Linked DNA regions of Mus musculus: region 1 is linked to region 2. Evidence: chromatin contacts called from ENCODE Hi-C or POLR2A ChIA-PET data. All regions are on one chromosome and are shown on one strand. Each heading gives the region's core, a stretch centred on a gene start or an enhancer-like site at or near the end of the contact. The rest is flanking DNA. Distances are from core to core; before and after follow the strand shown. Region 1 has its middle 31 kb from the start of Gm39834. Region 2 overlaps Gm39833 (a long non-coding RNA gene).

The links. Hi-C counts contacts between places; a loop is a spot of excess contacts on that map. ChIA-PET counts read pairs that join two places held with the same protein, here RNA polymerase II (POLR2A).
Region 1: a loop to region 2 is called in a map of heart, with 4 times the contacts of the local background. The contact joins two enhancer-like sites. A Hi-C loop is called at or near these places in 2 of 37 maps with a recorded cell type or tissue (both heart). POLR2A ChIA-PET finds 5 or more read pairs at or near these places in 1 of 5 experiments (Patski).

What each region holds. Positions count from the first base shown.
Region 1 is chr2:61,399,383-61,404,511 of GRCm38, forward strand. No RefSeq gene overlaps it. Among named protein-coding and RNA genes, the nearest start is that of Gm39834, 31 kb to the left of the region's middle. Within about 2 kb of position 2,393, at least 2 of the 3 ENCODE cell types and tissues checked have a DNase peak (open chromatin) inside an H3K27ac peak, as active enhancers do; they include heart, where a contact is called at or near this core.
Region 2 is chr2:61,134,459-61,140,033 of GRCm38, forward strand. The region is part of intron 2 of Gm39833 (a long non-coding RNA gene); the gene reads left to right. Among named protein-coding and RNA genes, the nearest start is that of Gm39833, 9.6 kb to the left of the region's middle. Within about 2 kb of position 4,278, at least 1 of the 3 ENCODE cell types and tissues checked has a DNase peak (open chromatin) inside an H3K27ac peak, as active enhancers do; it is heart, where a contact is called at or near this core.

The sequences.
Region 1 (5,129 bases), core at 1,143-3,642, 260 kb after region 2:
GGGTTCATAATTTAATTCAGTTCAAGAAAAAGTTATATTTGGAGATGAGAAACATATATAGAAAGAACTATAAGAGCTATATAAAAATGTGTATAGATAGAAGGGGATGTACACACACATAAATAGAATCTTCATTTAGCTTTATAAGAAGAAGCCAGGCTGTGGCACATGGAGAGGCCCTCCAAGACCTAAATTCTGCCCCCTCTTCATCTTGGAGCTTGCCTCACTGTTTTTGTTTTGTTTTGTTTTGTTTTTTGTTTTTTGTTTTTTGTTTTTTTTTCTCATCACCCAGAGGACATCTCTGGGAGTCATTTCCTTGTGGATAAATGTTTTTCCAACAGCTTAGGTGAGAGATTTTCAAATTTCAAAACAATTGATAAAGGGAAATGACCACTGAAAATACAGATATCAGAACCATGTGTCTCTCTGCCCCCATAGCCTCTTGGCAAGAAAAACAACAAAACAAAACAATCTTCATTTCAAATAGAGTCTTACACAAAGGATTAGCAGAAAAACTGTAAATCCTGTAGCCACTTTAGAAAGTACAGAGAAAAGAAACTCTATTCTCCTGCTGACCCACACACCAGAAAGACTCAGAGGCTCTCTAATAGAGCTGTGTTGAAACCCCTTGGGAATCTCTAGGCAACACTTAGAGACAACATTTAGTAGAGAACACCATATAATAGATACTGTTGTTTGTTTTGTTTTAACACATTTAGTGTCTACAGTTCTCAATCTCTGGTCCCCAAAAAGGCCTAGGTATCCCAACCTTTCCTTCAAAGCCATGGCTAAGACAATATTTCATTTCTCTCATGAAGCATCAGGACAGGTCTAATACGGGTGTTCCTTTCCTTTGTGAAGAGGCTAGATTTAACACTTTCCGCTGTAATTGTGTGAGGTTTGGTCTCAAATACAAAACTGTGGTACAGCACTGTTTGAAGAAATAATTGCGTTAAGCATGCAATAGTGATAGAGTGCCAGAGAAGAAACGGTCTCCTCGCAAAATTAACTGATGCTCATCCATTGCAAGATGACGTTTTAGAGGACACAAAGATAAAAATAAAAAAAAAATTAAAAAATTAAAAAAACAAACGCAAACTCTACACTGTATTGACTTGGAAGAGGAAATAAAACTTAGCAGTATTAAAGAGGTCTCTAAACTGAAAGTGAACCAATTGCTAAAATGGAAGGTCTGTAGATAATGGGAAGGGGCGGTGAGCAACACTGGCTGGAATGATCAAGAGGAGATCTGGAAATACAAGGTTGATTTAAGATAGACTCTGAAGGAAGGACTTAAAAGAAAAGAAACGACATTCCCAGCAAGTATCTGGTAAACCATGGCATACTTGCCAAGAAGAAATTTCATTTTGAGGTCATAAATGCCCAGATTGATCTAATCTTTATTCAAAACAAACTTCTAAGAAGAAGTTTAAGTGAACTTAGATCCTTAACAAAGGAGCCATTTCCCACTGAGAGGACTTAGATTGGGGCTTCTCCAGTTATCCTCAGCAGCCTCCAATTAGTCTAATCTCTGTAGGACGTGATCTCCGCCCAAGGCATTTGGGGGAGAAGGGTAAACACTGCCTTCTTTCTGGTCGCAGTAACAATTTTGAAATACTAACAGATAGATTATCCTTGTGCTTTTATCTTTCACCTTCCACCCCAGCTGCTTTGCACTCTTAGCCAGAGAGAGGGAGAAGGGAAGGGGAAAGAAGGGGGGAGAGAGAGAAGAAGAAGAGGAGGAGAGAGGAGAGAAGTGGGGAAGGGGGGGTAGGAGAGGCGCCACAAGGGGAGAGAGATGGTTGTTTTGTAGTACAAGATGGATGGGGGAGGGGAAACTTTGACTTTGAAAACTCCAAGTGGAAATTTTGAAAAAAGATAGGGAACGATTCTTAAGTTGCCCTCATCTTTAAAGATGTTGCACTAGATTAAGATGCCTAACATCATACAGTCTTCTATCTAGAACCACCCCCCCCCTTTTTTTTTCAAAACAAATGGTATGTTTCCTGGGGGCTTGGCTTCTCTGCAATTGTGTAGCCCTTGGTAGAATGACGTACTAGAGCCTTGGCCTCTCCTTTTCTTTATCATTAAGTGGGTACCAAATATGCTTCATTGATAAGGGCTTAATATTTTGTTATCTCTCCATTGAACCAAAATTCAAGGCGATGAATGCTTCAGCATATTCTAGAGTTCAAAATGTAAAGCCCAACAATTTTATCTAGTCTCATGACCTTAGTTTCCACGTATAAAGGCAAAAACCTCCAGCAAAGGGATGTTGTGTCTGCCTCAGACAGTGGTGGTGAAGGTTAAATTAGATACTGCTGAGGCATTTGCCACGGTGGGGGTGGGGGAAGTTGGCTCAGAGGACATAAGCACTACTGGTTTATTGGTGACAGAATGTCACATAAGAGCCCTCGTGTGCTTGTTTTCAATAAGTCTTTTCTGGCTAGTTAAACAACCCTATTTTAAGAGTCCCCAAAGTTAGGCATATACACGCCTCTTCCCTCTCTCTCCCCGCCAACACCTCACAATGACAGGGTCAAGAGACCGCCTTTGGTATATGCTGCCCCAAACCGACTCTTCTAGTCCCTGCTAATAAAATGTAAAGAATGTGATACAACAGGCGTCCCGAGTTAGGAGACGGAGGGAGGCTGCCAGAGATGTGGTCCCAGTGGGCTCTCAAAACCTCTAGTATTCAGTTTATCTTGGGTAAAGCCTTTGTTAGAATTAAAGAAAAAAAAAAAAAAAAGGCAGGCTGTTGCAAACCAGCTTCTCGGTAAGCTATAGTCGCTTCCTTGGCTACCCGCGACATGGGAATAATCGTTCAACTAGTCCCATTTCTATTGCGACTGGAAACAGGAAACGAATAAGGTACAGTCTTAAACAAAAACAAAGAGACTGAAAGACAAACCAGATTGTCCCAGGGTTCAGGAGAGGTTTGTGCTAAGTGTTAGAAGGTTCAGATCTGGTGGATCCTCCCCCACTTTCTGCCATTCCAGAAATTCCTTAGGGGGGGAGGTGAGGCGGGGGGGTGGGGGGGGGGGGGGGAAACGAAGAGCTGTTCTAAACTGCACAGCACTGCCATCTTCAGGGCCAACGGGGAAAATATTTTCCGGGTCAGTCAGACAAATCATCGTCCTGAATGCTTCATTTAAATATAATCAAATGCTTAAAACTTTGACAAGCATACAGTCTGTAACAGATTTTCTTTTTCTTTTAGCGTTTTCCATGTTTGGAATGTCAAAGGACACATTTTGGGGGGGGGAGGAGTCTGTGTATGTGATATATGAACATTAAAAATACGTATTTGCCAATTGAAAGTTATTTTCAACTGGAAAGATTAACTAGCTTACACTACACTGCCAGGTGATGGAGCAAAACAGACGCAAACATAGTGTTCTGAAATTTTTTTTTCCGTAAAAAGAAGAAAGGATGAATGTAATGGTTCCACAGTGCCGTTTGAACAGATGGTGTGATTAACAACTAGTGTGTTAGCCGTCTCAGGAGCTCACCGAGAGTAAACAAATGCAACGGGAAAATCACTTTCCTCCCCAAAGAGTTTTTAGTTCATTTTATTACGAAAATTTGGAAGTCTGCATTTTGAAAGCTGAGTATCCTTAGAGGATACTGGGAATAAGAAGGGAGGGAGGAGTTTCTGGAGGAAGACTCAGAAAGACTATTCTCTTCCTGATGAAGAATGCCGAAGCTCTCACAGAGCTGAGATGGGGGTAGTCTGGGCTGCGGCTGTCATCGGGATGCTGGAGGTGGGTGGTGCATGGTCCTACACACAAGCCATAAAATAAAAAGGTCAGATTCTCTTCCCGGCTCTTGTCCTTGCTCTCTCTGGACTGCGGTTTCTTTTGTTTGAAAATCTGAAGGAAAACCAGACCAACTGAACAGCTGTGTTTCAGAAACTTTAATGTGCACCTGGGGATCTCATTAAGATGCAAATTCTAACCTGGGGTAAGGTAAGGTCCAGGCTTTGAAATTCTTACAGACTCCTAGGTAATGCTGATGCTGCTGATCCATGGCCTGCGTTTACCACCTGGCCTCTAAGAGCCTTCCAGTGGTGGTGCTCTAGCATCCCATAATAGGTGATGCAAAGCTAGCTGATAAGAGGCAGAGTCTGCCTTCCTAAGCCCGACTCAGAACTACTTGTGGATAAAAATACCTAATAAATATATCACACGTTGCACTGATTTTTTTAAAGACCTTTTTTTTTTAAGTATTTTTCTATGGGAAGGTATTTCGCGTGAGTAGAGTGTGCAAGGACCAGAAGAGTACACACGAGGTGGAGTTATATATAGTAGTCATGAGCTGTCATAGTGGGTGCTATGAACTGAACTCAGGTCCTCTCCTCAGCAAGGTCAGAACACCCTGCTGAGCCATCCCTCTTGCATGGGTTTTAAAAGTAAATCACTTAGGTTGTCTGTTTTCTTTTAATCTGCTAGAGAATTAATCTGGAAGGGACCCCAAACCACAGCCACAGCCCATACATTATATTATATATTATGGGGATGAGATGATCAAGAGTCTGAGATGGAGCATCAGACAGCATCTGCATAGTCAACATCAATCCCAAGACTGCGGGGGATTTTAAAATGTCACTTTAGGAAAGGCACTGGAATCAGAATAGAACGTCTTGGGGGAAAATATCTATAAAATGCATATCAGGCTCATATCCAGAAAACATGAAGAATTTTCAAACCCCAATAGTATGAAACCAGCCTAGACCAGTGAGACAGTCTGTGGGCAGGGGTACTTGTCACCAGCCTAACTGACAGACAACCAGAGTTCAGTCCTCAGGATGCAAATTGATCCTTGAGAATTAATTCCTGCAAACCGTCCTTAGAGTGCCTCACTCACCCACTGTGGCATGCGCACCCACCAACCCACAAACACATAATCCATAAATACATGTGATTTTTTTACACAAAATATTTCCATTTTAAAGGGGGCAAAGACTTAGAGTAGATGCTTTTGCAAATGGGAAATACAAATGGTAACGGATAAGTTCAGCATCATTGGCCGCTATGAAATTCATACTGAACCCATCACGAGGCACCTATCACAAGAACTAAGTTTAGAACTATTGACAATATCAAGTGGTGATACGAATGAGGAGAAAC
Region 2 (5,575 bases), core at 3,028-5,527:
TTGCTGGGGATTGAATTCAAATCTCCTGTGGTGTATATGTATGTGTTCTACCTGTAAACTACCCTTATTCCTGACACTGTACTTTACCTGGGGTATATAAGTTTATTTAAACTCGATAACAACAAATTTCTAGATACCTGCTGAACAGCCCCAACCTGGAAACCTAATATCGGAATCGCTTTTACATCTGAAGCTTTTCAGCAGCAAGATGGTGTTACAAATAGAAAATTCCTTGCATAACCTATTGTAACAGGTGACCATCAAAGCATGGATACTTTAACAGCCACGGTATAAAATAGCTTTTCAGCTCTGCATGCAAGATGTCTGTGAAACACACCCCTGAAATTGTTCACTATGTGTAAACAAATATTCCAAAGTCTGAAACTGGTGATACTGCTTGTCTCAGGAATTACAGATAAGTATGTGAAAAAGACACTCTTTCAAAAATGTAGAAGTAATATAGGCAATGATCCTCAGCACTGACGATGACAAGGAGACAAAATGAGCTAAAACTTCAGTTACCAGCCCGAAACCCCTAAAGCGACTGCGGTTTAAAGCCGATGATGTTTTGTACTGGTGATGACGTGGTGTAAATGAGGACGTGTGAGGGCTGCTCACACACTGCTACAGGGGTTTAAGAAATGGCACATCCACTTTGGAAAATGATGACAGCTTCTTACAGTGCTAAAAATAGATACCATAACACTCACTAATCTCATAGTTCTTTTAGTTGTTTATACAAGAGAATGAAAATATACCTTTATATAAACATTTATATTTAATCATTCATAGTGGTTTCATTCATAATAGCCCTAAACAGGACAGGATAATATATGCCCCTCAACCGGTAAGTGGGCGAAACAAAGGTTTGGCTTATCATGCTGTGTTAATCAGGTTCTCTAGAAGAATGGAAGTGATGGAATGAATCTACGTATAATAAAAGGGGACTTATTAGAGTGGCTTACAGGTTGTGCCTGGCTAGTACAAAAATGACTATCTCAAAACACTGTCATCCCAGCAGTAGATTATTGCTCTCTAAGGAAAAAAAAAAGAATTAAAGGTTGCTGTACACATTGGCATGAAAGATACTTACAAACTTTTGCTATAAAAAAAAAAAAAGAAGCTGTTTAGAAGAGTGTATACTCTGTGATCCCTTTAAATCAAGTTCTGAAAGTAGAGAGCTATAGTAACTGAACAGCAGTGGCTGGTTGTCAGGGCTTAAAAATGGAAACAGGGCTTAGATACAGAGGGGAAGGAGGAATCCTCGTGGTTCATGGAGATATTCTATGCCTGCTGTGGTAGTGACTGCATAGGTATATGCATTGGTCAAAAAGTAATCAGATTTTTATATTAATTAAACTTCAATAGGGGTGATTTAAAAGCTGCTACCATTAGTAATTTTTCTACTCATGAAACTTACAGAACCTCTTAAAAGTCTGGCAATGCACTGCAAGAGTAAAGCCTTGCAGAGACAGGTGTTCATGGCGTCTGTGGGCATGGGCTCACATTCATACAGGTGCTGATTTGCTTTCATCTGCCAAAGTCGCAAATGCGTATAGTCATTTCTTGTAAATTACTCTATTCAACAGAAAAAATAGAAGACTGTATATATACATTGTACTTTTCTAGTGTAAACTATAGAAGCTAAGTAGTGGCTTAAAAATACAAGGATAAAATGAAGAATTAATGAAGCCTACATAATACAAATGCAGATGTTGCAGGAAAAATATCTAGAGAAGAAAGAAATGTTTCTAAAGGAAAAAAAAAAAAAGACCATGGTGCTAAATAAGGATTTGGAGGGAACTAATTATGATGCAAATTGATTAGACATTTAATTAATGTTCTTAAATTTTTCAGACATGCATGAAAGATGAACAAATGATGTCTATAAAGGAAGTTATGAACATCTTGAAAACACACTCATTAAAATGTATTAAAAACATTCAACTCAGCCTCACAAGCTACAGATGACATTATTAAGATAATTACCCTCTTTATTCAAGAAATACTCACTATAGGCTGTGTATTCACTGAGAATATAGAATGTCACTGAAACTATAGAATCCTCCAATAAGACCTTTCTTCAGAAAGTTAAGCATTCTTTATTCATTTAGTTTATTTTTGAGATGGCAGTCTCAAGAGGCTGCCCAGGTAGGTTAGCAACTCCTTATCTCAAGCAATCCTCCTGCCTTAGCCTTCTGAGTATACTGGTCTACAGGTACAGTCCAGTACACCTGTCTAGAAAGGTACGATTTTATTTTTGAACAAGATCCAAATTCACTTTTTAAATATTTAAAAATTTTAAATAAATATAAGCTGGATTATGGCGCAGAATACCTGCAAGCTTTGGGGAGGAGGGAGCTGGTCAGCGAGGTGAGACCTGAGAGTGTAGGAATGAAATGGGTGGGGCTATTTTCCAGGGGGAGGAGCATCTTTAAGTGGGGGGAGGGGAGAAAGGAGAGGGAGTGACATGCTCAGAGAGAAGGATTTCAGATGAGAGGCATGGAAGATGAAGCTGGGTGAATGAGGAACTATTAATATGGAGAACTTGAGCACTAGTTTGCATACCTAAACTTGGATGTCATGGTAGCTTTGAGCAGGATTGAGCTCCCCACAGCCCCACCCCACATGTTTAGTGGAATTTCACAACAGCCCATCTGCAGTAACCACTAGGATGGATTGCAGGAGTGAGTGACTGCAGGCAGAGACCAGTTAGAAAATGGCTGTGATAAATGAGCTGTGAAGTGACAGCCAGGGTTCTGGACAAGGACGGACTTGGCTACAAAAAAAAAAAAAAAAAAAAAAAAAAAAAAAAAAAAGTCAAGAAGGCATGTCTACACAATAGAATAATAGAATACTACACAAAACCCTGTAAGTGTGGTGAGGTGGTGAGTGATCAGACACATAGGATGTGGGGGTGTGGGGGGGGGAGAGGGAGGGAGAGAGGGAGGAAGGGAAGCAGAGAAGGAGATAAGGAGATAAGAAGGAGGGAATGCAGGGTAGAGGGGGGAAGGGAAGGGAAGGGAAGACTCAGAGGCGGCTCTGGAGTCTGAGATTGTCACACAGATTGTCACACAGACAGACAGAATGATAGCAACGTTGGCAGAAATGAGGAAGCCATGAGGACTCTCTGGTTTAGAGGAGAAAGCTTTTCTATGAATCTTAAATACTGGTGTTGGAGCCTAGCATTGAATATCAAGTAAAAATGTTAGAAAGGAAGTCAAATACTAAATACAGCTTCCACTTCCCCTTCTGCTAGTCTTTCCTCAAATACATGGTCAGCTTGTATAACTACGGGTGGGTTTTAGTGCTTGCTTTTCATAACATTTGAGTAAGTAGGTCAGTACTACCTACTTTGTAGATAAGAATCTCTTCTGCAGCCCCTGAAACCAACCCTCCACTTATTGCCTTATGGGAACATTTGACTTCCTAAGGATCCTATCACTATAGATATTGTCCCCAATCCCCTCTTCCTTTGGCTTCCCTACTGTTGCCTATAACCAAGGCTATCAGCCAGCTTTCTTTCCTTACACTGAAGCTTCATTTCCCTATTTATTCCTCCAGTCTCTCTGATGGCATTTAAAAATTATCCAGGTCTGATTCCTCTTCTCTTCTCTTCTCTTCTCTTCTCTTCTCTTCTCTTCTCTTCTCTTCTCTTCTCTTTCTTCTCTTCTCTTCTCTTCTCTTCTCTTCTCTTCTCTTCTCTTCTCTTCTCTTCTCCCCTCCCCTCCCCTCCCCTCCCCTCCCCTCCTTCTCTCTTTTCCTCTCCCCTCCCCTCCCCTTCCCCCACCCCCTCTCTCCTCTTTGTTACTGGGATGCTCTGTATATAACTAACTGTATGATACTTACAGTAAGTCTAAGGGAAGGTTGACCTTTTTTTATTACACACACACACACACACACGATAGCCTTCCTAGGAAACTGAGAAATGATATTTTAGCATCTCAGGAAAAAAAAAAGCCTCATCTAGAACCCCACAGGATAAACCCAACCACCAGATGCATGCCATCTATACCAAACACTGAGGACTTTTCTGCTGAATGTCGCAGTCCTTGTTGCTTCCTGATGCCCCATAGATGGTTGCTCTCCCTTTCCTTGCCTATATTCCAGTCTGCATCTCGTGGCCCTTGTGACTCCTATGCCTTCTAATGTAGACCATCTAAAAGAAAGAAAAACATGCCAGTACCCAGTGAATCCGGGTAAGGAGATGTTAACTTGGTCTGAGGGTGCTGTATCATTCCAGTGGATGACTTTTGGAGTTGTTTTCTTCTGGGGGCCTCCTGGTGCACATCCCCCTCCTGTTCCCTCTGGACAGCTGATTGTGCCCTGAGTGCTCTTGCTTCCCCGTTCTGGTTCCCTGTGTGCTTCTGCTTGCCAGAGTGTTCCTTTTATCCCCTTTGGTTTAATTGCCATGCAAAACCCTCTGTTGAGCTTTTAATTAGCAAGTTATCCCAGTCTGAAAACTGGAAACCCTGGGCTCTTTCGGCATATATTAAACAAGCTAAAATATGAAATTAAAGAAAACAGAGTTTTAGCCAACAGAAACAAGTGACTCATTTCCTTGTGAAAACACACTGGGTTTATGTTACTCTGGCAACAGGATTCCGGAATAGCGTCCTCCTCTCCCCCGTTTGGAGACTTTATGTGTTTCTGCTACAGTCAGTGTTCCACGGTGACCTAATGTTGAACCAAGTCTCTGGGTGAGTCACGAGGCGCAAGAGCAGTGGATTTTCTTTGAGATAGCGCATGCCCTGTCCCTTTGACCAAAGGAAGGAAAGTTTACTTTGTACAAGTGTAAAAGGATCCTAGGAACTCTCGGCCAGGGCTGCTCTGGGACAGAAGTGTGGTCCTGCTGTTACTCTCAAAACACCACCATCCCTTCTAATGTGTTTGAATTCCAAGTGCCTGTTGTTCTAAAGACAGCTGATTAAATCATAACGTACAACCTGTGTGCGCACCACATGGGGAAATGAAGATTTAGAGATTCACTGCACAAGACTCCAGATGTTTCTCGGGATTCACATCATGGGCGGGAACTTCCCGGTGCTTAGGGTCAAAATTTCGACCTACACCACTCCAAATCTCTACAGCAAAAATGTGCTGTGCAAAGCGGCTGCAGTAGCTCTCCTCGGCGAGTTTTTCGGTGCTCCGAGGCTCTTGAGAGGAAGTGAAGAGCGTCTTCAATTTATCAAGCTCTCGCTGCTTGGGATTTTAAGTTTCCAGAAGTTTTGTGAACAGCTTTAGGCATTGGCTGGATAGTCAGGAAAGTGTAACCATTAGGATGAGCTAAGAGTATGTGAAGAGTTTTAGTTTCCCCCCAGTTGCTACCAACTGTCTGCAAAGGAGAAGTCCAGCTTTTCTCAGTTCTGTTTCCCTCCCCATAAACTGTCTTCCCAGTTCTCCTGGATTTGTGGAGAAGGAACACAGTAAACAAACTAGGATTAGACTGGACATTGGGAGAGCATGGGGAGGGATGATTTAGTGACAATGTATACTGCATATCTTATTCCTATATGATGTCAATTTATGAAAAGAAATGCCGGGGAAGAAAGCTGCATAGGTAGCAGAAGACAGC